Regions from separate parts of the Homo sapiens genome. Here region 1 is linked to region 2. Evidence: read pairs that join two places in POLR2A ChIA-PET (ENCODE). Cell type or tissue: PC-9. All regions are shown on one strand. Each heading gives the region's core, and the rest is flanking DNA. Links, peaks and the distances in the headings are about the cores only. Region 1 overlaps RNF220 (ring finger protein 220). Region 2 overlaps RNF220 (ring finger protein 220).

Region 1 (15,423 bases), core at 2,491-10,490, 56 kb after region 2:
TCCATTTGAGAGGAATTAGGATTGGGAAGGATTATTGTGACTATGGGAGGAAGAATCTTTAGTTAATCTAGATTCAGTAACCTGCTTTTCCACTGGTGTCGCAGTGGGAGGGTTTGAGCTGTGTCCTTATTTTTATCAGCAACACAGCTGTGACTAAAGATATATTATGATAGTGTAGAAACAGTATGGGTTTTCAGGTCACGCAGACTTGAACTGAAACCCCATCTCCTTTCTTTGATTCTTTCTTTTCACATTAATTTATTGAAGTTTTACTATGTGTCAGACCCTGTGTAAGGTGCTGGAGATTCAAAGGTAAATAAAACACATTTCTTGCCATCCAGACACTCTCAGTATAATGAAGGAGCCAGGCACATAAACCAGTAAGTATAATGCAAAATAGGTAACAATAATGATGATGTGGATGCTGATGAGATACGGATAATAGCTGGCAGCTCTATGAATGATGAATCAGGAAAGGATGAGACCAGAGACAAGGAGAGCAGTTAGTAGGCTATAGCGGCAATCTAGGCAAGCAATGTAGTGAGAATGAAGAAGAGAAATCAGATTCTAGATGGAATGAGGCAGTCAGTAAGAGAATGATTTTGGTAAGAGTGGGGAGTGAGGATAGGCTTTCGTGGGTTGAGGACTGAATGAGAGATGAGGAAAGTTGCTGTTTCTTTGATATAATAGCTATTGTGGCATATTAGCTCATCAAATATCCATTCCCTTCATTCCTCTGCCTCCCATCTTCTCTGCCACACAGATGTGCTTTACTCATATGACTTGCTTAGTCTTCAAAGCAGGATGAAGTGACATTCCTACCCTCTGACTTTGGGCTTGGCCATCGACTTCCTTTAACCAGTGGAATGTTAGCGGATATAATGCAAGTAGAGATTTTAGATATGCACAAAAAAAGAAAAAGAAAAAGATGCACATGCAAAGTTTGCCTTGGTCTCTTGGGCTTCTGCCTCTCACCATGAGAAGAACATGCCTCTGGCAGCTGCTGGTTCAAGGACAATAAAGGACACATGGAACAGACCTGGACCTAATCCACAGCTTAGAGTCAGGCCCATCTGACCTCAGCCTAGACTCGCTGAATCTCAGGTGATCTATACAACTGTACACTCAAGAAATATACATCCATCATCTATGACACTGAATTCTGAGTAAGTTTGTTATACAATGTTGTTGTGGCAAGAGCTGCTGACATAGGACTCTAAAAGTGGTATCTTTTCTCTAGGCTAAATATCCCTATTTTCTGCAACTGTTCATAGTATGCCCCCTCCTTTCTTATTTCTGTCAGATTTCTCTGCAAGATATGCCAACTGAACCAATTAGGAGGCACCCCTCCAAAGAATCACCAGATTAGAATTCTGCACACATGTGACCTTCTTCCTCTCCTCTTCAACTGTCTCCATTCTAGAGGTTACCCTGTGGAAAAGGAAAGACTCTGTCCCTGGAGCCTGGGCTCAGGGTGAGTCTAGAATGAGGAGGCTCAGGAAGATTAAAGCTCAAACTCCATGAGTGAATTAGAAGGGAGTGGCTCTCAGCTCCTGGTTAATTCTGGAAACTCAAGTTAGTCTAAAAACAAAGAAAGAGGTCAGGAGACATCTAAAATGTCTACATGGAAGCCAATTATACACCAATTGTCTATAGTTTGGACTCGAGATGATATTGCTTTACAGCCCAAACCACCTAAAGCCAGGCAGATAAGGAGGATATGGGGCAGATTCACATTCTGTGGCATCCGAAGCTTAGCATATGACTTTGAGGACTCTCTTAAAAAAAAAAAGAAACAAAATTACAAATATAAAATTAGGTTCAAAAGTGAGTATTTATTAGAACGACAAATCATTTCACAACAATTACAAAATTTTAAAGGTTGAGGAAAATGAGAAACATCATAAAAATATTCCAATGACATAATTTTAAATTAATTGATACACTTCTAAGTGCTTATTTCCTGTATTTTCTTTCTTTCTTTTTTTTTTTTTTGAGACAGAGTTTTGCTCTTGTTGCCCAGGCTGGAGAGCAATGGTGCGATCTCAGCTAACTGCAGCTTCTGCCTCCCGGGTTGAAACGATTCTTCTGCCTCAGCCTCCCAAGAGCTGGGATTACAGGCATGTGCCACCACACCTGGCTAATTTTGTATTTTTAGTAGAGACGGGGTTTCTCCATGTTGGTCAGGCTGGTCTCAAACTCCCGACCTCAGGTGATCTGCCCGCCTCAGTCTCCCAAAGTGCTGGGATTACAGGCGTGAGCCACTGCGCCCGGCCTTTCTTGTATTTTCTTTTTTTGTTTTTTGAGATGGAGTCTTGCTCTGTGGCCCAGGGTGGAGTGTAGTGGCACAATCTCAGCTCATTGCAAGCTCCGCCTCCTGGGTTCATGCCATTCTCCTGCCTCAGCCTCCTGAGTAGCTGGGACTACAGGCGCCTGCCACCTCACCTGGCTAATTTTTGTATTTTTAGTAGAGACAGGGTCTCACCATGTTAGCCAGGATGGTCTCGATCTCCTGACCTTGTGATCTGCCCACCTCGGCCTCTCAAAGTGCTGGGATTACAGGCGTGAGCCACCGTGCCCGGCCTTTCTTGTATTTTCTAAGCTGTGGACTCTGACTCTTCATGTGAACAATTTTGAAGCATCTATACTTCATTTTTCTATAAAGAAAATAGAAAATCCTGTCTTTTTTCTACCATTGTTGACCAAAATTTGTTTATAACTGATAGCTTAGAGAATTTCTTTCCACTTCAAAACCCCTTACTAGTACTGTTATATAAATGTCAAGGATTAATGTGAAATTTGGGGAAACCTCTATCAAGTTTCTTTCATATAGGAGTTGTAAGATTTCATGGCCTTTCAAATTTTCCTTAATATTCTCAGACTTTATTGATACTCTTTTACAGCTTATTATTGGTGTCCTGGTTATAGCGACATATTATGAGTTTTATGTTACCTTTGGTCAATATTTTGGAGATGTGTATATACTTCACATAAGAATGCACTCATTGTTAGTAGTATTGCTACAGACTTATACACTATAAACACAGGAATTTTAATAAATTCCATTTCATGTGATTCCCATTAAAAAATATATATATGTCCAGGCGTGGTGGCTCACACCTGTAATCCCAGCACTTTGGGAGGCCGAGGCGGGCGGATCACTTGAGCAGGAGTTTGAGATGAGCCTGGCCAACATGGTGATACCACATCTCTACTAAAAATACAAGAAAAAAAAATTAGCCGGGCATAGTGGTGTGCCCCTGTAATCCCAGCTACTTGGGAGGCTGAAGCAGGAGAATCGCTTGAATCTGGGAGATGGAGGTCACAGTGAGCCAAGATGGCACCACTGCACTCCAGCCTGGGCAACAGAGCAAGACTCTGGCTCAAAAAAAAAAAAAAAAAAAAACAAAGAAAAAAGAAAAGAAAAAAATATGATACATTTACAATTGTATACACTGCATTAAGATGTATTCCTGACAGATGCGAGGTTTCATTTTGACCAGCCATTAACAAGAACTAAAATTTTCACTTACAATTTTACATATGTGAGGACTAGTTTCTGGATCCATACATTTTAAGCTTTGTTTCTCTTCCATTGCAGAGCATCATAGGACACATTCATGTCCCCTGACAAGCTCTCATCATGCACCTTCATGGCCTGACCCAGTTAATTAGCATAGTAGGCAGTAGCAGTACTCCTGAGAGCCATTTATATACCAGGACAGGCAGGAGTAAGTTAACTCTACACAGAAGAGACCGCAAACCACATAAACAGATGCATCAACTAAATACAAAATATACTCAAATAAACTAAATATAAAATATACTCCCAACTCTGCTTTTCCTGAAACAGATCACCAAAACATCCACAGCCACTCCAACGCCGCTCCAGGAGGGGAAATATGAACTCAGACGGAAAACAAGAGTCTTAATTTTGATTAAAGTATTTTATTTTTGCAACATGAAAAAATGTAACCATGTAAAAATATCACTAAGGCCTCTTCCAGGGTCTTTAAAGGAGTTCATGCAAGTAAGGGACCTGTAAGTTTAAATTCATTAACTGCATAGAAAATCCACTTCTAGAAGGATAAAAATCCTGGTTTTACCTTTTTCTTGGTGTAGGCACCATCAATAGACAGCATTACCTGTTGCTGGGTATTTTTGCATTAAATATGCAATATTTATTGAGTACTGACTAGGCACCAGACTCTAGGGATACAATAGTGCTGAAATGAATACCGTCCCTGCCCCCGGGAGCTTAAGCTTTAGCTAAGAGAGAGACATCAATCAAAGAGTTATTTAGATGAATGTCCCAGGAAGGTTCCTTCTATGGGGCAGGTCTGTTACACCCAAACCAAACTAATTATTGAGATGTGCTGACAGGGAAGGGGGAAGGCCAGGAATGCAAGGAGTCCCTCAGCAGCGGCAGACCCCTCAGAAGGTCTCCTCTGACCTTGTGGTTCTCCTAGGGTTCAGAATCTGGCCACCGTGTTCCACACGTGTCCCAGTCTGCTCTGCAGCTATATTCAATCTATTCCTCTGGCACTTCAGGCTTAGAATTGCTAGCATGTGAGGCTGTACCAGCACGGCCTCTTTAGCTGGGGAACCCAGGACCCAAAGTCTAGCAGAGGAAACACTGGGCGCTTGTCTGGGGAAGCTAAAAGAGGATCCTGAAGTAAGAAGTGGTTAGTGCAGCTGACCTCCTCTCCCCTAACTAAAAACAGGGAAGTTTTGTGAGAACCCTCAATGAACCCTCAATGATCGAAGAACTCTCCGATCTCCCATTTTACCCTGTTTTTTCCTACCCTTCGCAGAATCAGCCTACTGACATATTTTTTATCTTATTTTTTCAGCCAAACATCTTGAAATAGTTACCTACACCCATTTCCTCCACTTCTCACTTCCAATTTCCTACTGCTCCACAGCAGTCTAGCTTCTGCCAGTGAAACTGCAGGTACCAGGTGTTAGAGGATGTCACTGCCCTACCAGTATCCCCTGCCCTTACTACTTCAGTGAACCCCAGGCTTCCAGGCGCTGGTACCTGCATTCATTCACCTGAGGGATTTCTCTCACAGCCGGGGTCTGTTCTGCTGCCCAAGCAGCAGGCTGGAAATGTCAGTGAATTAATGCCCTCTAAGAACAGCCCTCAACCAATGACCTGAAAGAGCTCCCTCACCCCGTGAGACGAGGAACGATGAGGTGGGTGTTCTGCACTGACTCCCTGAACTTTCCCGTTGGGATTAAGCTATAATTGCCCAGGGTGGCTGCTGGCTTAATTCACCCTTTACTGGCCGTCCCCTCCCTGTTCATCCCCCTCTCCCACACACACCAGTGTTCTTCATCTTTCAAATAGACTAATCCTCGTCTCAGGGTCCACTTTTAGGAAAACTCAAACTAAGCACCAAGATCATCAGTGACTTCCTGACTGTTTCGGTCTTGGTGAATCCATCAGTTAGCAAGTATGCATTGAGAACCTACTAGGTTCTAGGTATTGTCTAATCTGACCTCACCTCTTTAATACACTTGACATCCATAATCACTCCTTCCTGAAGCTCTCCTTCCTTGGATTCAGGCTTCCTTGCATGTGGATATTCCCTCTTTCATCGGCAGTTCCGCTCCACCTACCCCTTACACAGTGGTGTTCCCAGAGTTCTCAGTCCAGCTCTTGCTCTTCCCACTCTACATGCCTTTCTTTGGCCATGTGGTCCACCTGCACAGGATCAAATCTCACTTTTTTGTTCGAAGATCCCCAAATTCCTTTATCTACCCTTACTTCGTCTCCTGGGTTTCAGATTTTGTGTCTGACTACTTTTTGGACATTTTTACCTGGAAGCTACAAAGTTATCTCAAATGCAGTATACCAGTTTTGGGGGGTTTATTAGGGGGGGTTCTGTGTGAGGACAAGTGTGTAAGGAAATTGGGTAGAAGACATTGGCAAGACAGCATTTAAAAGTGGTGGATCATGAGATGTAGGCTCAGTAGGAAAGGAAGTAATTCTGGGAGAAGGCTGAGAGGTTGGGAAGAAATGGAAGCGTCAAAGGCAGTGCTGGATTACTCAATAGATAAACACATTCTTAGGGCATCCAAAAAGCAAAGTGAACCCCCACAACATATTTTTAGAAAAACCTTGAAATTAAAAAAAAACCCACCAAAAGAATCACCATGGTAAAAGTCAGAAATTTATTGAACTTCCTTACACTTATTTTACAAGTTAGAATTGTTTTCATTTTAAATTACATAAGGGAACATTCTCTTTTTTGGTGCTTTGGGACATTAAAGGTCTGGCTTGGATCTAGGCAGTCAATGAGATGAAAGCACAGTTATAACAGGAGCAAGGGAGAGAGGAAGCTGCAAGGTAGAGGCTGTCGTCCAAGAGTGGATGCTCTCTTAACCAGCCTCTTCCCTACTGACTTACTGGGTTAACTAAAACTTTCCATTCCAGCTGTAATATGTTCCAGTTAATGGACACAGTGCTCTGAATGCTCACGGCTGGCAGGCCACTCTTCCACACACATATACTACTTCCACTTTTACCAGCTGAGTGTAAGTCACTGTGATTGTTCCAAAATTTCTTTATTCCTGTGGTAGTAGTTATTACATTTACATAATTTAATTAAACATTATGTAAACCAATCGTGCGAAAAGAAAGAGAACTGTTGTTTCTAAGAACACTAAATCAGATACTTTGGGAAGTTTCATAAAGGTAAATCTCTTTTTTAAATGCTATTGAATTGGGTGTGGGTAAGACAACTAGAAAACAGTTAACATTTATTGAATGTTTACTATGTATCAGGCAGTATATTAAGGCTTTATATAAAATAGCCATTTCATCCTCACAATAACTCTCTGAAGTGGTTACTGAGGAAACTGAGGCACAAAAAGGCTAAGCAACTTACCCAAGTTAGGAAATGGTACATCCAGGATTTGAACCCAGGTGGTCTGGCTTGAGAGACTGTCCTAACCATTATGATATTAGTAAAAAAAAAAAAAAAAACTGGAAAAATCCTAACAATGGAGTCTGTGCAGAGGCTATTTCATAAGAATATTTAAGTTTCTTGTTATTTTTTTTTTTAAGAGACAGTGTCTCACTCTGCTGCTCAGGCTGGGAGTACGGTGGCATGATCATAGCTCACTGTAACGCCTGGGTTCAAGTGATCCTACCACCTCAGCCTCCTAAGTAGCTGCAACTACAGGTGCCTACACCATGCCCTGCTAATTTTTTTATTTTTTATTTTGTGTAGAGGGAGGGTCTTGCTATGTTGCCCAAGCTGGTCTCAAACTCCTAGGCTCAAGCAATCCTCCCACCTCAGCCTCCCAAAGCACTGGGATTACAGGCGTGAGCCATCACACCTGGCTTTCTTGTTCTATTGTAAAGAAGCCGAAGCCAAAATCCGTAGACAAGTCAATATGGATATGGTTGTTCAGGAATCAAGGACTCCACACTTGATAAAAGGCCCTGACACTCTACCCAAAGACTAGCAAGTGGTTGTGCATTTCTAAGTTAGAATGCAATGTTGAAAGTATATATGTAGTATATGTGGTACTTTTTATGATGTACCACTTTAACTGACTTTGATTAAGCAACCTAGTAGCAATGCTGAATGAGAAGGACTTCTCTGTTTCAGAACTTAAAATTTCAGACATGGAACAGCCCTAGATGAAGAATCAGCTATCTTCCTAAAACGCAGATCTAAATATAACGCTTCCTTGCTTAAATACTTTTAATTTCCACCATCTACCCCTACTCTCAACCAGAAAAAAAAAAAATCCAAGGTTATAAGTAGTATCCCGCCTACCTTTACCATCTTATTGTAAAGGAGCCAGTCCCTCTTGCCCGTCTTTCTAGTCATCTGCCAGTTACTTCATTCATGCTTCAGTATCTCTGTGTCATTTTCTTTGCCTGGAATTATCTTCACTCCCTCTCTAATTGGAGAAATCTTACTCATAATTTTTTTCATTCATTTTTTCATTCATTCAACAAATAGTTCTGGGCACCTATTGAGTGAAGAATGAACTAATATATTTCTATAATATATATAAAATGATGTTTCCCTATTGAAATGTTATGATAAGCTATTCTTTTCCTTTGAAGCATTTATCTCAATTTACTATTTTATATTTATTTGTGTGTTCATTTGTTTAGTGTTCAAGGGAAGGGGCAGAGAAGAGGAGGAAGAGGAGAGAGGAAGGTAGAGTGTTGGGAGGGTGTTGGGAGAGTATATATAGCTTGCAGGGAAGGGGAAACGGTTGGGAAAACTCTAAGGAATTAACATTGGAGCTACAGCTGAAGGATACGTGGGTGTAACTGGGCAAGACTGGCGGCAGTTGGGGATAGGTAGGAGCAGGAGGGGTTGGGGGGACGTGTGTTCCAGATCCAGGGAACAGCGGGTGCTAAGACACTGAGGCAGAAGGAAGGGTGACATGATGGAGAAACTGAAAGAAGTCCAGTGTGATGGGATTGCAGGATGTCCTACCCCAGATGGAAGAGACAGAGGGGTATGAGGCCAGAGAGGGAGAGGGCTAGACCCTGCAGGACTGTGCAGGCCATGGCAATATAAGTTCGATCTTCATCAGAAAAGCAAAAGGGAGCCATTGGTGAGACCTAAGCAAGGGAATAACGTTTTCAGGTTTGTGATTTTAGAAATCTTCTGGCTGCCACGTAGACAACAGATAGGAAGTGCAGCAAATGTCACTCCTTTCTTAAGACTTCCTTGACCCCATGTGCTCCTACCAAAACTTACGAAGCTCCTTGAGGACAGGGACTTGGTCTGTTTTGTTCACTGCTGTATTCCCAGTGCCTAAAACAGTTCCCAGTGCTTAGTAGGTCCTTAATAAATGTTTCTTAAATAGTGCAACTTTTTAATGTCATTTCTCACATGACATTTATATAGTATCTCAACTCCATGGGCTTTCCGGCACTCTGAAAAGTGAATGATCTTTCTTGTGAGGGAAGGACTAAACTCATAGTTAATGTAATGTGAAAGCCATGCACAAAATTCATATAATCTGAAGGGAAAAGACATCTGTCCTGCTACCATTTTTTCCTTCTTCTACAACATGCAGTTACCTTACTTCATAATAGGAACATTGGACCCTTGGTAACCAAATAATTCCATTAATTCTTCAGTGGAAAGGAACTTCTTTCTCTCTTAAATTAAACACCTCCAGAGACTAATGGTAATTGTCTTGGCTTGGATTACCCAATGGCTTTTGTGTATTCTTTCCCCTTGAAGGTCTTAGGGCCTTTCTCCAAATTAAGAGAATCCTTATTCTAAGAATATGACACTCTAGCAATATTTTCACAAGCATCACAAGATCTGAAAGCTAGAGGGATCTTTGGAGGCATTTAATTTACCCCTTACTCCCACCCCAAAGCTTACACTCCCTCAGTACCACTCCTTCCTCATCACTTAGCTGTCTGGCCCCAGGGTGTTCTGAGATCGGTTCAGGTGTCAGTCAGGGACAGATGGCACGTGCTAGAGCTAGAGAACTCAGAAGGTCACCCTTGATCTTCACTAAGTTCCCGTGTTTATTCCAAAACAATCTGTGTTGTATTTATGTAGTTTTATGACTAGTTGATTATCTCCAGTGCCGACCCCTCTTCTTATTCCAGACCATTAGATCAGTTTTCAGGGTTCTTCTTCTCTCTCAACTTATTCATCTTTCCATGTGGTTTTCAATGTTTTTACTGTCTCCAGTTCATGCCTTTGCAGTTCTAACAAACTTGTTTCTTATAACCTACTTAAAATACCAAGCTCCTTAATGAATTAATCAATCAGTTAATCAAATATTTATTAAATCCCTACCACATTTTTTCCATCCCATAAATTTTTCTTTGAGAGCCCCATGAGCCCCCAGGAGACTGGCAACAAGACTATTAGAAAGTCTCACTGCTAGCTCCATGCACTCACCGCTGCCTTCCTATGCATCATTTTATTTTCATTTCTTTTCTTCCCCTTCTTTTGCTCTCCGTTTTCCTCTTTCTTATTTTTCTCCTCTCCCTCCTATGATTCCATTTTCCCATCCTGTCACTGAGGTGTCCTCCTTGGCATTTTGTGCTTGAGGCATTTTGGTGTGTCCTATGCCCTCGCTAAAGGGAATCATAGTAAGGAGTCTAAACTCACATCCCAAAAACAGAGATTTGACAGAAGCAAAGGAAAGAGCAAAACAAATAGTAAGCAAATCTAGTGAACAGAGAATGACAGGAAAATGGCTTGGCAATTTCTTATAAAGTCAAACTTAAACTTACCATTTAACCCAGCAATTCTGCTCATTGTTCTTTACTCAAGAATAAAGAAAACTTACGTTTGCACAAAAACTTGTTCATAGATGTTTATAGTAGCTTTATTCATAACTGCCCCAAACTGGAAACAATCTAAATGTCCTTTGACTGGTGAACGCATAAACAAATGGCGGTATATCCACATAATGGAATACTACTCAGTAACAAAAAGGAAGAAACTACCAAAACAGGAAACAAGATGCCAGGAGAGAAGAGGCTGACTACAAAGGGGAATGAAGGGATTTTTGAGGGTGGTAGGACTCTTCTATGCCCTGATTGTGGTGGTGGTTAAATGATTATATGTATTTGTCAAAACTCACAGAACTGTACACTGTAAAGGGTTTTTACTATATATGAATTATACCTCAATAAATCTGACTTAAAAAAAAAAACCCACCAAAATAAATGAATTAGTAAAGATAGACTGAAAAACAAACAAAAAAACAATAAACTTGAGTAATCATACCAAAAAATGTTCTTTAAAACACACTAACACACAGCAATAAAATAGTTAAACCCAAGGCAAATCCAAATGAGAATAAAAGAGAAAATACACAGGTAAATAGTATTAGAAGGAAAAAAAGGGGGATTTAATTTTCAATAGAAAATCTAAAAATTGTAATGTAAGCATGACTTTACTCTTAAAGAAATGAAAATCTACATGAAATTCCATGATTTTCCAGTATACATAAATTTACAAATTGACCCAAGAAGAGATATAAAACCTGAGTAGAACATTAACTGTAGGGGAAATGGAAATGATAAGCAAAGATATACCATTCCAAAAACCATCAGTTTCAAATAATTTACAGATGAGTTCTACCTTCAACACATAAATAATTTCTAAGTTACTTATTTTAGTACATAGGAAGAATGGTAAACTCATTCTGCCATATCAGCAGATCTCAAAGTGTAGGTTAGGGATATGTGAAGATCCCTGAGACTTATCTGGGAGTCCACACACCCAAAACTATTTTGATAATGATACTAAGATGTTTTGACTCTTTCCCTCTCATTCTCTCATACAAGTGTAAAGTGGAGTTTTCCAGAGGCTAATGGAATGCCATGTGATGATGTCATTGCTCTGGCAACTATTAATAACAAAATGCATGCTTGTATATTCTTGTGTTTTAAAATTTTCTCCATTTTAATTTCTAACATTGATAGGTAACTTACATAAACAAAGTTCTCTGTGGATCCTCAATAATTTTTAAGAGGACAAATGGGTCCTAAGACCAAACATTTGAGAACCATTGCACTAAACTAATATTGCTCCAATATAAAAAATAGACAAAGATAGCATAAATAAAGAAGACTACTAGCTTACTTAAGAACATAAATGCAAATATCTTAGACTTAACTGTTCTTAAAAAAACAATTTTCATGACTAGATAAAATTTATCTAGTAATGCAGGGGATGGTTCTGTATTTAGAAATCTATTAATATAATCCATTACCTTAATAGTTTACAGGAGGTAAAACCTCATGATCACCATGAAAAGATCCTTCAAAAAGTTATATATATTTTAATATCCATTCCTGATTTTAAGAGGCAAGCAGGAAAACAAATAAAAAACAAAATAAAAAATGTAAAACTCTCGCAAAACCAGTAATAGAAGAAAATTTATTTAATTTGTTAAGAATATTCACCATACCTATTGAAGTCAGGAACAAGATAAATATGGCAGCTTTCATTGCTATAGTTGCAACTACTAAATATGGCACTGGAAGTCCTAACTAGTGCAATAAGACAAGAAAAAGAAAGACCATCACAAAGAAATACATAAAACCATCACTATTTACAAGTGATTTAATTTTCAACTTAGAAAATCTAAGAACTGTAAAATTTAAAACTAATACTATATTTTAGTAAAGCCTTAATAAAAGATCAGCCACAAAAATTAATCCTTTTCCTATACACCAACTATAACCAAATAGAAAGACATGGTGGAAGATGTACAATAGCAAGCAAACTGTAAAATACATGCAACTAAACTCACCAATATGTCCAAGATTTATATGAAGAAATTGTAAATTTTATTGAAAGACATTAAAAGAAGACAAAAATAAATAAGGAACACATCATATTCCTGGATGAAACTCAAATTAAACTATAAATTTAATGAGTTTCTGATCAAAATACTTATAAGATATTTTATGGAACTGACAGATTTATTCTAAAGTTCACCTGGGAGAAGATGTATAAAAGCAGTCAAGAAAAGTATGAGAACAAAAACTACTGAGGCAAAGAAAAAGGAAAGATAATAAGAAGGTAGAGGCTGGGCACAGTGGCTCACGCCTGTAATCCCAGCACTTCAAGAAGGCCAAGGCAGGTGGATCACTTGAGGTCAGGAGTTCGAGACCAGCCTGGTCAACATGGTGAAACTCCGTCTCTACTAAAAATCCACAAAGTAAAATAAAATAAAAAAGAAGGTAGAATACACAGTTTTTGGCCCCATACGGTTTATTATTTATTTATTTTTATTATTATTTTTGAGATGGAGTTTCGCTCTGTTGCCCAGGCTGGAGTGCAGTGGCGCGATCTCGGCTGACTGCAACCTCTGCCTACCGGGTTCAAGCAATTCTCCTGCCTCAGCCTCCTGAGTAGCTGAGATTACAGGCGCCCGCCACCAAGCCCGGCTAATTTTTGTATTTTTAGTAGAGACGGGGTTTCACCACGTTGGTCTGGCTGGTCTCGAACTCCTGACCTCAAGCGATCAGCCCACCTCAGCCACCCAAAGTGCTGAGATTACAGGCGTGAGCCACCGCACCCAGCTGGCCTCATAAGGTTTTTTAAAAATTCTATAATGCTACAATAATCACAACAGTGTGGTGTTTGCACACAAATGGACCAAAAATAAAAAAATCCAAGGAGTAGAACAGAATTCAGAAGCAAACCCATGTACAGCCTGGCATTTTAAATCAGTAGGAAAAGGATGATGGACTATTTAATTGTGTTGGGACTACTGGAAATTCTCTTAAAGTTATAAACCTAATTCACACTACATACTATCAAATTATTGAAAGGAAAATTTAAAACATATAACGTCTTCTAAGGGGTAGGAATACCCTTCCTAAGCAAAACACAAACTTCAGAAGCCATAACAGAAAAGACTGACAGAAGAGTTAAGGCTGGGCGCGGTGGCTCACGCCTGTAATCCCAGCACTTTGGGAGGCCCAGGTGGGCGGATAACGAGGTCAGGAGTTTGAGACCAGCCTGGCCAACATGGTGAAACCCCATCTGTACCAAAAATACAAAAATTCGCTGAGCGTGGTGGCCCATGCCTGTAATCCCAGCTACTCGGAAGGCTGAGACAGGAGAATCACTTAAGCCAAGGAGGCTGAGGTTGCAGTGAGCCGATCATGCCATTGCACTCTAGCCTGGGCGACAAGAGCCAGACTCCGTCTCAAAAAAAAATAAAATAAAATCAAAAATAAAAAAGAATTAAAACCTTATGTATGATTTAAGACAATGTAAATAAAGACCAGCAATAGACCAGGAAAAAATATTTGCAACACATATCACAGAGAAAGAATTAATATCATAATGTAATGGAGAGAACCTTCAAACTAAAAAGAATAAGACAATCTAATAGAGAAAAAGACAATATAAACAGGCAATTCACAGAACAAATAGAAATAATCAATAAATATATGAAAGCATGCTCAATTTCATTAGTAGCCACAGAAAATCTATAAAAGAACAATATACTTTTATTCATTAGATTTGCAAAAATTAAAGGACTGATAATATCCAGTGTTGGTGAGATGTGTAATGATTATTCTCATTATGTAAATGAATATTCTCTCTTTTGGATGGGAATGTAAACAAGTACAGTCTTTTTTTTTTTTTTCTTTTTCTTTTTGAGACGGAGTCTCACTCTGTCGCCCAGGCAGGAATGCAGTGGCCCGATCTTGGCTCACTGCAACCTCCACCTCCCAGGTTCACGCCATTCTCCTGCCTCAGCCTCCTGAGTAGCTGGGACTACAGGTGCCCGCCACCACGCCCCGCTAATTTTTTGTATTTTTAGTAGAGACGGGGTTTCACTGTGTTAGCCAGGATGGTCTGGATCTCCTGACCTCGTGATCCGCCCACCTCGGCCTACCAAAGTGCTGGGATTACAGGCGTGAGCCACCACGTGGGGCCAAGTACAGTCTTTTTTAAGGGTAAGTTAGCACAGCCTCACAAAAACACCTCTTAACTCAGTACTTCCACTTCTAGAAACTTGCAGAAATAACTAGATGTGTCTATAAAAACCTATGTGCCAAAAGTTCGCTGCAGCGTTGATTGCAATTATGAAAAACTGGAAGTAAATTACAAGGCTTCCAACAGGAAAATAACCAAATAAATTGTGGTAGTTCCAAAATATGGAATACCATTTAGGAGTTAAAAAGAATAAGGTAATTCTATTATGTACTGACATGGAAAAATTGAAAACACACATAGTTAAGTGAAAAAAGGAAGAAGCACGTTTATGGTTATCATCCCATTTGTATAAAAACTATATTTCTATCTACATAAATATACATAAATGTATACATGTATAAATAGAAAAGGTCTTCAAGGGTACCTATTAAACAGTAAACAGCGCAGTTATTTACGTTTGTGGAAGGGAGTAAGATTAAAGAGGTGGAGTAAGAAGCTTTTACTTTTTAGTTATTTCTGTAATTTATTTTTTTTTTGCAATGGGCATGAATTTATGTTTTACCTATACATTTCAAAACCAATTAAAAAAACCCAACCTCCTGCTATATCTACAGTAAGAGGCAATGCAGGCTTCGCAAGGGCACTGGTTTTGAAAAGAGGACGGGAAATCACTTTCAGACTTTTTTTTTTTGACACGGAGTTTCGCTCTTGTTGCCCAGGCTGGAAGTGCAATGGCGCAATCTCGGCTCACTGCAACCTCTACCTCCCAGGTTCAAACGATTCTCCTGCCTCAGCCTCCGGGGTAGCTGGGATTACAGGCATGCGCCACCAGGCCTGGCTAATTTTGTATTTTTAGTAGAGACAGGGTCTCTCTGTTGGTCAGGCTGGTCTCGAACTCCCAACCTCAGATGATCTGCCTGCCTCGGCCTCCCAAAGTGCTGGGATTACAGGCGTGAGCCACTGCGCCCAGCTCAGAAATTTTTCTTTTTTAAAC
Region 2 (13,149 bases), core at 4,624-12,623:
GTGTCAAGAGAAGAACGCAAACAATGACAGATGCAGGAGCCTGTGCCTTAGCAAGGGGATGGCATTCAGGAAGCGCGGGACCAAGTCCTATCCCCACTCTAAATGTCCAAGGCCTCTAGTCCCACTGTCTCCCCACAGCTGGAGGCTCCCAACTAGGGTTCAGGCCAGCTCACCTAGGCAAAGAGGAGGTGAAAGGTGCTGGCTGGCCTGGGGTGGGAGGAGAGCAAACAGGCTGCCTGGGGCCTGCCCAGACCCTTCCCCGGGGCAGCCTGGAATGGCCATTACAGGGCCACTTCTTGCGGCACCACGAGCCATTAAAGCAGGAGTGCTCGGGGAGCCATCAGCCCAGTGCAGATGACTTCCCCAGATGTGGCAGTGGGCAGGATGTGGAAGCCCCCAGCCCCAACTCTACAGACAAAACATTCCCACACTCACCATCCTCGGAAACCCCACAGCCCAGAGCCCCTCTTACAGATGCTTTCTAGACCATTTAGCAGGAGGCAGTGTTTATTTTTGAACATATGTTCTTCCCCATCTCTCGCCTTCCTTCTCCCTTACTAGTCCTTCCAGACCCAAAGCTGCTCTCTGGATGGGCTGCTGTTGGTTGTGACTGCCAAGCTCCAAGGCCAGTGTGGGTAGCACGCTTTGTTTTGGCTTTGTGAGTGCTTAAGCATATGCATGCATGCACACACAGTCCTACTTGCTCTAACTACCATTAGTGGAATGTATGTACCACACCAGCTCCAGGAGGGCAGGGCCTCAGAGGTTATCTAAGTTTGTGAGCAAATTATAAACTAAGATCGAGTTTCCCTACTTTCCAAAATGGGTATACTAGTCAAAGATGGTCCCCGGGCATTGCATTCCTTTTGGGAAGGTGACATCAAGCACAGAAGGTCCCCCCGCCCCCCCAGGAGGGATGTTTCTACCTGAAGCTCAGATTGGTCTCTACTTGGTTCTCTCTGTCCATGCATAGAGCCCAGCCCAGTGCTGTGCTCAACTATTGTCCACCCACCTCAATTAAGGTCTCTCTTTTCTTCAATAAAATAGAATCCTCCAGTCCTTAAGTGACCAGTTCGACTTTTACCCCCTTCAAGAAGTCTTCTGTAACTCAAATGCTCTGAGTTCTGCTTCTTCTAATAGGTATGGGGCCTCACATTTATTGGGTGCCTACTGTGTGCCAGGCTCCATGTTAGGCATTTTGCATGTCATTCCATTTAGCTTTCAGGACTCTGGATATTATTAGTCCTACTTTATGGATAGGAAAAGAGGCTCTTAGAAGTTCAGCGATTTGTCCAATTCAGTGAACACGCGACAGAGCTGGAATTCAAACCATGTCCATCTGATTCAAATCCCACCATCCTTCCATCATGTGATGGAGCTTCCCACATGGAAATGTTTTGCAAACATTTGTCATGGTCTTTTCTAAAGTGTGGCACCCAGGAAAGAAAACAACACTGTAGGTTTAGTCTGGCCAAGACAGAGTAGAGACAAGATTTTTCTTAATAAATCCTAAAGTTGCGGCCATCTTGCTTTGTTGTTTCATGCATAGCTGGCAGTTGACCAAACACTCAGATTTTCTGAGACACTCAGTCTCCCCTTCACTGTGTTCCCAGACACATTGGTCTTTGGTGCTTGTTCTCTCTGATTGGAATACCCACTTCATTCATTCATTCATTCATTCATTCACTCATTCATTCAGTAGACATCAATTGAGAGCCTATTACATGCTAGGTACTGTACTAGGCAGTAGAAATACACTGATGAGCACAGGGACAGGTCTCTTCACCGTGCATACAGTCTAGTGGGGGCCTTGGGCATTGATCAAGTCATGGCAGAAATAAACATGAATCTGCAGTAGAGGTAAGTTCTGTACGAGCGATCCATGTGGCCACAGAAGATGTGACCTCTTCAGAGAAGTCAAGGAAGACTTGCCTAAGGAAGTAATGATAACAATGCTGAAAACGCTATCTCACCCCTGCCCCCACCCACACCCACAGAGGCCCAACCCTTGACTCTGCCTAGAAAACTCCAGCAGTCTTTCAGGTCAGCTTATACATCACTTCCTCATAGAGTGCTCCTCTATGGTCCTGACCAGGTGAGGTCTCCATTGGACTCTATATTGTTCTCTACAGCATTTCACTTATATTTGGTTACTTGTTTAAAATTTGTCATCCCATGTGTAAACTCCATGACGGCAAAGAATGTGTCTCCCTGGTTTCCTGCTTTATGTCCCCTGTCAAGCACAGTACCTAGCATTTGCTTGATAGTCCGGAGATGTTTGCTGAATAGATATCTTGCTCTCCTATCCTGTACTGGGGCAGCTAAAGTTTTAGATCCAGGTGCAGGAATTCACATTTATTAAATTTCACCTTAGGTGGTGGCTCATGCCTGTCATCCCAGCACTTTGGGAGGCCAAGTTGGGAGGATCACTTGAGCCCAGGAGTTCCAGATCAGCCTGGGAAACATGGTGAGATCCTGACTCTACAAAAAAATAAAAAAACTAGTTGGGCATGGTGGTGCACACCTGTAGTCCTAGTTACTTGGGAGGCTGAGGTGAGAGGATCCTTTGAGCCCAGGAGTTTGAGGTTACAGCTAGCTATGATTGCGCCACTGCACTCCAGCCTGGGCAAGAGAGTGAGACCTCATCTCAAAAACAAAAACAAAAACAAATCACATTATTAGATCATCCCAGTTTATTAGCATTCCTATAAATTCCAATCCAGTACTCACTGAGTGTTTGCCATGAACAATACCTGATGTCGGGGATACAAAGAAACTTGTACAGTCTTAGCCTTCAAGGAGTATATAATCTAGTTTAGGAAACAGATGAGAAAAACAGGAATTATAATGTAGTTGTTATGTCCAGAATGATATAGCAGCCTAGAGAATGAAACTGTTCAATCTGTCTGGGGGAAGAGCAGTAGGGAAGGCTTGAACTTGAAGTTTTACTTTAAGATGGGCAAGACGCAGGGAGGACTCTTTGAGCAGAGGAGGCAAAATGTGTCAGGGAAACCCAAGGCAGGAGAGGCAGATGGCAGGGAGTTAAGTTGCCCATGAACGTCAGAACTGAGAGTCATGTAGTTTCTTTTCTTTTTTTGAGACGGAGTCTCGCTCTGTCACCCAGGCTGGAGTGCAGTGGTGCGATCTCGGCTCACTGCAAGCTCCATGTCCCCTGTTCATGCCATTCTCCTGCCTCAGCCTCCCAAGTAGCTGGGACTACAGGCGCCCGCCACCATGCCCAGCTAATTTTTTTTTGTATTTTTTAGTAGAGACGGGGTTTCACTGTGTTAGCCAGGACGGTCTCGATCTCCTGACCTCGTGATCCGCCTTTCTTGGCCTCCCCAAGTGCTGGGATTACAGGCGTGAGCCACCGCGCCCAGCCCGAGACTCATGTAGTTTCTTACAATCTCTCTCTTTCTCTCTCTCTCTCTCTCACACACACACACACACACACACACACACACACACACACACACAATGCTGGACTTCAGCATCTTCTTACCATTCTATTTTTTTCCAGTTTGAAGAATGCCTTCTTGACAGAAAATATAGTCCCTTCTTGTCATGTCTCTGCTAATCCATTTTTCACACTAGCCCTGAGTTATCTTTCTAATATATGGATCTGATCATGTCATCACCACCACCCTCCCAATTAAAAACTTTCAGTGGTTACCAACTGCCCCTAGAAGTCACCCTCCATTATGGCAGACAAGGCTCTTAACAATTTGGTCCAAGGTTATAATTTCAACCCTACTTTCTCCTCATTTCCCCTCACACATCCTACTGTGAGTCACAGGGACTGACTGACACCTGCACTTGACTTTCCGTGCAATCTATTCTTCTCTCTACATGGAGAGATGGAGGGAGGGGGGTCAAGGAGGTTCACAACTTGGGCCGCTTACTACTGTCCGTGGAGCACCTTGAGCTCGACACTGGATTCCCACATTGCTGAACCATCTGGAGTTCTCTGAGTGCTTTTCTTTCTTTTGCTGCTGGGCTTTTGCACATGCTACTTCCTCTGCTTCGAACACCCTTTCTCTGGCTTTCAGTCTGGCTAGCACCTACTTCCTCCATTCCTCAGGATGCAACTGGGGTGTTACTTTCCCCAGGAAGTCTTGCAGCCTCCGCTTCTGAGGCCCCACACACAGCACCCTATGCTTGCTTTGATAATGGCATGAGCCACTCTGCATTTTAATAGGTGTTTCTTATCCATTTCCCTTTCTTGACTTTGTCTGATTTATTATCATATGTTCAGTGCCTAGCGTAGTGCTTGACATGTATTAAGCTTTAAATAGATATTTGTTGATTAATGACTAAATAAATAAATGACTGAATGAATAAACTTCTCATTGTTCTCAAAACACAACACGCTTATTGACAACTGTGCCTTTCTCTGCATGTCATTCTAAAACTAAACTCTTTTTTCATTTCTCCCCACCCCTCCCAACCCAGCCAACAAATCTGCTCTTCCTCTCCCTCATCTACCTCAGTGAATGGTGCCTCTGCCCATCTGTTCAAATTAGAAACCTGTGAGTTTCTCATGGTTCATTTGTTCGTTCATTCATTATTTATTGAGCATCTACCCTGTGCCAGGCACTTTACTAAACAATGAAGACATGGCCTCTAGCTGCAAAGAGTTCACCTTCTAATCAGGATTAAGTTTTTTTTTTTTTGTTTTTTTTGTTTTTTAGACGGAGTCTTGCTCTGTTGCCCAGGCTAGAGGAAAGTGGCACAATCTCGGCTCACTGCAAGCTCTGCCTCCCGGGTTCACGCCATTCTCCTGCCTCAGCCTCCCGAGTAGCTGGGACTACAGGCACCCGCCACCACGCCTGGCTAATTTTTGTATTTTTAGTAGACATGGGGTTTCACTGTGTTAGCCAGGATGGTCTTGATCTTCTGACCTCGTGATCTGCCTGCCTTGGCCTCCTAAAGTGCTGGGATTACAGGTGTGAGCCACCGCGCCCGGCCCAGGATTGTTTTTAAAGGCTTTCTGTCTCTTCTCTGAAACAAACTCCAGGAATACCATGCACTGCCTGATGGCCTGTGTTGGATTTTCCCCCACTGAATGCCTGAGGAAGAGGAAAGATCATGAGCTTTGGCATCAGGAAGAGGTGGGTTTATTTGCATATTTTTAGAGACAGGATCTCACTCTGTCACCCAGAGTGAGTAGGGTGCAGTGGGGTGATCATAGCTCACTGCAGCCTCCAACTCCCGAGCTCAAGCGATCCTCCTATCTCAGATTCCTGAGTAGCTGGGCCTAAACGTGCTCACCACTGCTCTGGCTTATTTTTTTATTTTTTATAGAGATGGGGTCTTGTTATGTTGCCCAGGCTATTCTCGAACTCCTGGCCTGAAGCAATCCTCCCACCTTGGCCTCCCAAAATGCTGGGATTACAGGTGTGAGCCACCACACCCAGCCTAGAGGTGGATTTATTTATATTTTATTTTATTTTATTTTTAGACGGAGTCTTGCTCTGTCCCAGGTTGGAGTGCAGTGGCACGATCTCCACTCAATGCAACCTCCGCCTCCCGGGTTCAAGTGATTCTCCTGCCTCAGCCTCCCAAGTAGCTGGAATTACAGGTGCGCACCACTATACCCAGCTAATTTTTGTAATTTCAGTAGAGAAAGGGTTTTGCCATGTTGGCCAGGCTGGTCTCGAACTCCTGACCTCAGGTGATCCACCTGCCTTGGCCTCCCAAAGTGCTGGGATTACAGGTGTGGACCACCGTACCTGGCCCTAGAGGCGGATTTAAATCCAAGCTCTTCTTTATCCTGAACACATTTAATTTAATATTCCTTTTTAACAAAAATATGTAATGTATTAAAATATAACATTTAAGTGCTTACTCTCTACTCAGTGCTGTGCACAGTGTTGATGACTCTGGATGACAGAGCAAGACCCTGGTCTCTAAAAATATAAAGAAACACAGTGCTGCCCTCACAGAGCTTACACTTAGTGAACAAGACAGACATGAAACAACTAAACAGGCAAATAAATGTCTAACTACATTTGTCAAACACACTTGAAGACAATAGATAAGAAATAGAAAAGTCGGTGATGACAACAGTCAAAGGCCAGGTTAAAAGAAAAAAGAAAGAAAGAAAAAAACAGGTGAAATCTTTTATAGACTGGGACGAGTTCTCTGAGGAAATGGCATTGAAGCTAAGATCTGAAGGATGAGGGGAAGCAGTCATGTAAGGAGGCTGGAGAGAGGGAACTGGGCAGGATGAAAGACCCCGAGGAGAGATGGGGGTCCGGGAAGACAGGGGGCAGGTCTTGCCGCGTTAAGGATTATGGGCTTGACTCTAGGGGTCATATCTCTTAAAAAGATTCCTTAGCTGCCAGGTGGAGAGGCTAGAATGGGAAGTGGCAAGGATGGAAGGGAGAAATCAAATAGAAGACAGTTCCAGCAGTGACAGAGGACAGATGCTGATGCCTGGATTTTGGGCGGTGCCAGGCAAGCTGGGGAGAAGGGAATGCATTTGAGATAGGATTTAGAGGTAGACTGAGGGGCTGAGGAACAGGGAAAGGCTGAAGAGTGATTCCCAGGTTTCTGGCTTGGACAAGTGGATGGGGAGGTGCCATGGGAAAAGGGGAGAGGGAACAGTTTTGGTGGGAAAAATGATGAGCAGCATTCTGGACTGGTGAGGGCAGAGTGTCTGTTAGAGATCCATGTGGTGGTGGTAAATAGGCAGTGTGGAGCTTCAAAGAGAGGTCTGAGGTAGGGTTAGCATGAGAATGGGGACAGGAGAGGACAAAAAGGTGAAGTTAGGTGAAGAAATCATTCATCTCTCTGAAACACATTGACTTAATGTATGGAATGGAAATAATATGAAATGAGATCATGTAAAACCACATGGCATATAATAGACACTCCATAAATATTGGTTTCCTTTCCCTTCTCTTCCTCTTTCCCTTCACTTTCCTCCCATCTTCCTTTCTCTTGGTGGTTCTTCGATCCCTTTCTTTTTCTCACTATCCTTATACACTGCACACAGCTATCACAAAAATGAGGACAGCAAATTTCTTAGAAGCTGCTAAACATATTAAGGAACAAGGGGTCAGGAATAGTTGACTTAAAATTCATGCATCCAACTATCATGCCATGTCCTTTGCTGGGAACACCTTTCCTTTGCTCTTTGGCTGCGTAGCAAACTTCTTAAAGATTCATTTTAAGCTTTGCTAATTCTGTGAAGTCTTCCTTAAGGTCTCTAGTTGATTTAGGTGTTTGCTTCTTCTAGGAGGTGCTGCATCTTACATCTATCTTAGCACTTACCATAGTGTTTTGACATTACCTCTTTGGCTGGCCTGTCTCCTTGGTAGACTATGAATTCCTTTAAAGGAGAACTGTTTTTAAACCTTTGTATTTCCAGCACTTAACTTAGACGAGGCAGTTTATTTAAAAATATGTTGCATCATCTCCAAGGCTCTGAGATTCCATAATTTTAAGCAAAAAGTTTAGATGAGTGAAAAAGCAAACAACACCCATATCTCCTTTGCTATCCTTTTAGAAGGAGATGGTGTAGCAGCTAAGATCACATTCAAGGGAGGCAGATCTGAAGGTTTTAGCGTCTCATCTTCAGATCCGCACTGACGGGCAAGCCAAGTGATACCCAGAGGCACCTGAAGCCAAGTCATTTATTTCAGGTCCGGGTGAAAGGACTGTATTTTAGGAAAGTGTATGTAATTTACAATTTTAATATTCCTACACAGAGGTAGCAGATAAGGACAAGGTTGCCATCTCTGTGCTAAATGTCAAAGGAGGAAACTTCTGTAAGCTGCTGCTGTTTCCTAGACTCTTGGAGCATCTACAGAGCTCGGAGAACTCTGAGATTGCCAAGAGAGCCTTCTCATACTGTGTGATTTTCATGGATGGAATGTTAGCCATTTTCCCCTATACTGGCACCCTCAGTTCATCACACAAAGGGAAAATAAAAGGGAAGTGACTCAAATTAAATAGTAGGTCTGAAGAGCTTTGACTCAGCATGATACCTGGAATAGAGCAGGCATCCTATAAATGTTGGGACAAATAAATGGTTCTGAAACCCCAAATGCCTCAGTTTTTCTTTAAGAACCTGTATTCTCACCACAAGCAATGACTTCTTCATTCCTAGAGCATGCCAATCCTGTGGATCATTTACAACTTTATCTGCTATTACTGTACCTAACACAATAATCACCACACAAACTACACCTACATTATTCAAGAACCATCTACTCAATTGTGTTGACCTCAGTTAATCTCAGCAACTGCCACAGCTCTAAGAGCCCCATTTCCATTTGATTCTATACCCTGCTACCCTTCTCCCGTCCCCAGTGACATCCACCCCGTGTTCTGGATTCCCCTAGTGGTCTTGAAACCTCCTGGTTTGTCTGGGCTGAGATTTTCTTCAAACATTGAGGCAAAATGGGAAGGGAATAGACTGTTGGCTTGGTCCCTGCTGCTGATAGCTATACATTTCCATTCAACACCAGCCTCCTGGACTTGCCTTTCAGAACTTATTTCCAGCCTTCATAGCCACTCCCTGGAACAGTCTTGCTAGGTCTTCCCTTTCTGTGTTTGTTCCCCCATGACTGACCCATTTTCAAGGACTGGTCCTTGTTCAGCCCAGCTCCTACCCCTTTGCTTCTTGACTTTAAACTCTACCTGCCCTGCTGGACGTGCCAATCTTTGCATCTGGAGCATGAGAGGTTACTGTAGAGGTTATGCACACAACTAGTAAAGCATGAACTTCAGAACCTCTAAAGCCACTCCCCAATCTGTGGTTCTGTGACTCGGGTACTTCCCTTGAGCTCATGTGAATAAAACATTCAATTTTGTTTCATTTATGGGTCTTGTTATCATGTTAGCCAAAAGATATATCTTTTTTAAAAAAATCTAAAAAGTAGCCCAATAGCTGGCTAGTTCTTAGCTTAGTCCATAGAGAACACCTAAATCCCAAGTAAAACAGGGAGCAGCAGGACATTCTGCAGGCCGGAAGAGGAGATCGTTTCAACACTAGCATGGTCATCAGCATTAAAGAGTCAGTTGGGGTTTGACTGTAGAGCTTCTAGTGAAGCTCACAATGGAGGAAGCCTAAACCATTCTGAACCAGGGACGAATGCCTAATATTCTAGCTTCACTGCAACCCCTGAAGTCTTCCTCTCAGGCTACATTTCCAACAGGCAATGAAGAATCAATTATCTGAATATTCTAGTATTGTCTAGTTAGACGAAAGTCTGATTGATCAGCATTTTCTACTCAGGAAGGCACGGGCTTCCAACATCGCAGCTGTCCCTCCATAATTCCATTATTTTAGGCCGCTCATTTAACAAATCCTGCAAGCCTGCTACGTGGGAGGCACTGTGCTAGGTGCTGAGATTATGGCACTTAACAAGAGAAACAGGGTCCTGCACTCAAAGAGCTCACAGTTTGGAGTGGGAGTTAGACACTAAACAAATATAGCTACTTGATCTATTACTTGGTTATATTTAGGACTAAGCGATACAAGGATAAATACAAGATGCTACACGACTATATATTGAATCCAAACAAGGTCTGCTGTGGTGATACTATGAAGGGTGGCCTGATCTATTACTCGAATGGTTCTTTTCTCCCTTCTTCTCTTAGGCTCTTTCTGCTTCCTGAAGGGAAACTTCCAAAGCTAACAAACGCCTCTATTCCAGGAAGAGCGGAAGTAGAAGACATTGGCGATGTGGCATAAGATGCCCATATACCTGGGGAGACAGCTGCACGGGCATGTGTGCACACACGCACACAGACACACGCGCACACATGCAGAGGATGACCCATGAAACATGCCCTGGGGGGAAGAAGAGGAAGAAAAAAAATGAAATCCAAACAGTCTTTTTCACCCCGAAAACATATAATTTTGTGTAAATTTTTACTTTAAACATCTCTCTTTTCCTGAGCTGTGATATGGGCCCTGTCAAAGCCAGGGCCAATTACTGCCATTAGGTTCCCATCATGTCACCGCTTCTCCCCCCGTCTGGAAGGCCCTCGCCTCACAGGCCTATAATCTGCACTCACTTTCGCTCCATCACTTTCAGAAGGAACAAAATTGTTTTGTGTGTTTTTTTTTAAAAGGGCCTTTATTTGGCCCCTGTCAACTCTGAAAAGAAGAGAGTGAAAGAGAGAGAGGAGGAGAGAGAAAAGAGGAGAAAGAAAGATTGTTTAAGTGTTTAACCATGAGATTGCCAACAGCAAGCATGCGGGAGGCAGCCTGGCTGGCCCCCATGGGCCAGGCTCGGGACCCCAGGGACGCCACACCCTGGGCCTTGCCACTTGCTTCCCCTTTTGGGTAAGTTATTTCCATTCCCAGAAGAGCTCCTCGCACAGGTTCTGATCTCATAGCCTTGGAATAATCTATCTGAAGATATCATCAAAGAACAGGCAGGTTCTGAATTGCCAAACCAGCTACTGCGAATGTCTATCACAGGCCAGAAAGTGGGGGAACCTTTCTGGACTCCAAATCCCTTAAGGGATTGGCTGCAGTGGGGGCAGAGAGTCAGAGAAGACCCTTGGGAATGCTGAGGATGCTGCTAGCAAAAGGCAAAATGAAAGCTGGTCTGTTGGGACAGTGCCTGGACCATTGGGTGGGTTGGCTTGGTCCCTCCCTTGGCTCAGCCGGGATGTTCCTAATCCTTGCTCTCTCTTCCTCAGGTCAACTGGCTGCTCCAGGAGCCACCGAGCTCACTGTTGGGAAACTCGCTGCCGAAGGGTGAGGCCCCTGTGCCACCTGAGACAGCCGCTCTTCTTCCACCGTAGTTACACCTTCCTGAAATCTGCAGACGGTTATCACACCCCTCCGCTTGGCCAGGCTGCCCAGCATGCCTCTCCACTCCTGCCGCCTCCGTCGTCACTTAGCCAAGCTAAACAGATTTAGCTCCTTTAATCTTTCCTCATTAGCTGGCAATCTGGAAAGGAAACAAATGCTCACCCCATACAGGTTCAAGCTGTTGCTTTAACCTTGTAAAAGTGTGTAGGGCGCTGGGGCTGTGGAGTCAGTTAGGATCATTACCATGAGGAGCCACTCCCTCTCAGCTAACCCCCTTAGGGGCCGTCCCCATTCTTTTTGAAACCACCCCAGTGTGTCACCTCCCTTCTAGGTCCCAGAGCTCCACATCCAAATTGTGTGCATGCAACCCCCAAAGCAAGGCAGCTTCCAGGGCCTTCCTATGGCTTTTTTGGATGAGCAGAGATTTCCTCCCAAATATGTTCATTTGTTTCAACCCACCGCCTCCCCCCATAATTAGGTGTTCATGTGGTTGTTGACTTCTTCAGGTTCCTGAATTGTTCCTCAGCCACACCTACCTATCAGCTTTTTCAGTTACATGCAGCTTTCTCCCCATCCAAAATGAGACCTTATGTTAAATTGGTTCAGAATACTCTGTTCATCCAGAGAGTGTCCCTCTCTCTGAATGATTCCCTGCCATCGATTTTTCTTTTCTGTGCAGTTTTCATTTACATACCTACAACCACAGCGAAAACCTGAACCTGTTTTAACAACAGCCACTTGTGGCACACCCATTACAACACATCTGTTTTTCTGTTTTCAATTTGATCACTTAGCGCTATTCTGTTTGGTGTGGTTTGGCCCTTAGGCATACTTACACACACACACACACACACACACACACACACGCACACACACGCTTCTCAATTTTACTTTCCTCCCGGAGATGACAGATTTTTTCCCCCTTTCATTGTATCTAGTTCCAAACTGACTGGATGAACATTTTTAGGCTTGTTTACCATTTTTTAGAAGACAGGAGTCACATCCGTTTCACTTCTCCAGCCTCCTGATGGCCCCTTTTACTTTCTATGATTTTCCAGACATAATTATAAGTGGTTCAATCAGCGCCCCGCTTAGTATGTTCCCAGAACACTAGCCTTAATATCTCATGATGGATGTCATCCTGGCTTGCTGATTTGTGAAACCTTTACATTTTCTGAGTATTCTCCTACCTGCTTTCTATCAGGAACGATTTTTGCACAGTCTGCATTTACTTCCTAATTATCCAAATTCCTTTTTGTCATTTTTCTTCTTAAAGACTGATCTAAAAAATGAGCTGAGCATCTCTGCCCTGTAGGAGGTAAGATGAATCTCCCACTTCTCTTCATTTATTAGCAGTCTACATGCTCACTGGTCTGTCCCCCACCTTTCCTTTCCCCTCACCCTCAATATATTGCTAAACATATTTATTCCCTTTAACCCTTCGCTAGTGAAAGTTTCTCTCTAGGGTTCAACTTCTTGCCCGCAGGCCCGGGGATCTCTCTTCTGGTGGCTCCTGTAGCCAATCCCTTTATCTTGTAGAAAACTATGGTGACCTCACCCAAAGCTATTCCAGCAGGCAAAGCCTTTTCTTTTCCCTTATTCTTTATCAGAATTGGCTGTAGTCTTTAGTGTTCTCCCTCTAGCCTTCTCTTCCTCAGGGCTCCAAAAATGGACTGGCACCTTTGAAAAATAAGGAGAAAGCTGAAGTGGGCTGCATGCTTCCTTGCCTCACCAAAAGGTCCTCAAACATCACTCCCCGTCATCCCCCCACTGCGAGAGTGTTCTCTGCACCATTCAGGCCAACTGGCCTCCATTTTGGGGGCCTAAAGAAATTTCCTAGACCTCGGAGCAACAACCCTTTCTCACCTTTACCTCTGGGAAATCTTGGTTTTCATTTTGCTCATTTTCTCTGTGAGTTACTACCTTTCCCTTTTCTCCTTTCATTCATTCATTGACCGTATTAAGCCCCTTAGTGCCTCCCAGAAGCACTGGGAATAGAGTAGTGAACAAAATAGCAGGACACCTGTGCTCACAGTGCGTAACGACTGGTAGGGGAGACATGGTAACTACTGCCCCACCTCATCGTGCCACTAGAAACCATGATACGTTACATCCCGGAAGGACAGAATGCTATGAGAAAGTGTAACCGGAAGACAAAATGTACATTGGGACAGAAAGGCTTCTTTGAGCAGTAAAATTCACTGAGACAGGAAGGAGGGGTAAGAGTCAGGGAGGGTGATGTTAATGTCCTGAAAAGCAAAGCCTGCGTATTAGACAAACTGAAGGAAAAGCAGTTTGGCTGAACTTAGCCCAGGAAGAGGAGAGTGCCCCAAGCTGAGGCTAGAGAGCAGTGTCCTTAACTGAGCATG

Evidence for each region. ChIA-PET counts read pairs that join two places held together with the same protein. Peaks named below come from ENCODE experiments on the same cell type or tissue, not always from the same donor. Only the 100,000 strongest peaks of a DNase experiment are listed, where the experiment ranks them.
Region 1: POLR2A ChIA-PET joins it to region 2 with 5 read pairs; 2 of 35 experiments call an interaction of 5 or more read pairs at or near these places.

The regions. Positions count from the first base shown.
Region 1 is chr1:44,449,908-44,465,330 of GRCh38, reverse strand. The region is part of intron 2 of RNF220 (ring finger protein 220); the gene reads right to left. Among named protein-coding and RNA genes, the nearest start is that of RNF220, 52 kb to the right of the region's middle. In PC-9, for the core only: no CTCF peak of the experiment used is centred there; no DNase peak of the experiment used is centred there.
Region 2 is chr1:44,510,414-44,523,562 of GRCh38, reverse strand. All of the region lies in intron 2 of RNF220 (ring finger protein 220), which reads right to left. Among named protein-coding and RNA genes, the nearest start is that of MIR5584, 29 kb to the left of the region's middle. RefSeq lists an enhancer at 1-775 and a silencer at 1,849-2,014. In PC-9, for the core only: no CTCF peak of the experiment used is centred there; a DNase peak (open chromatin) is centred at 8,002; H3K27ac peaks cover 525 bases.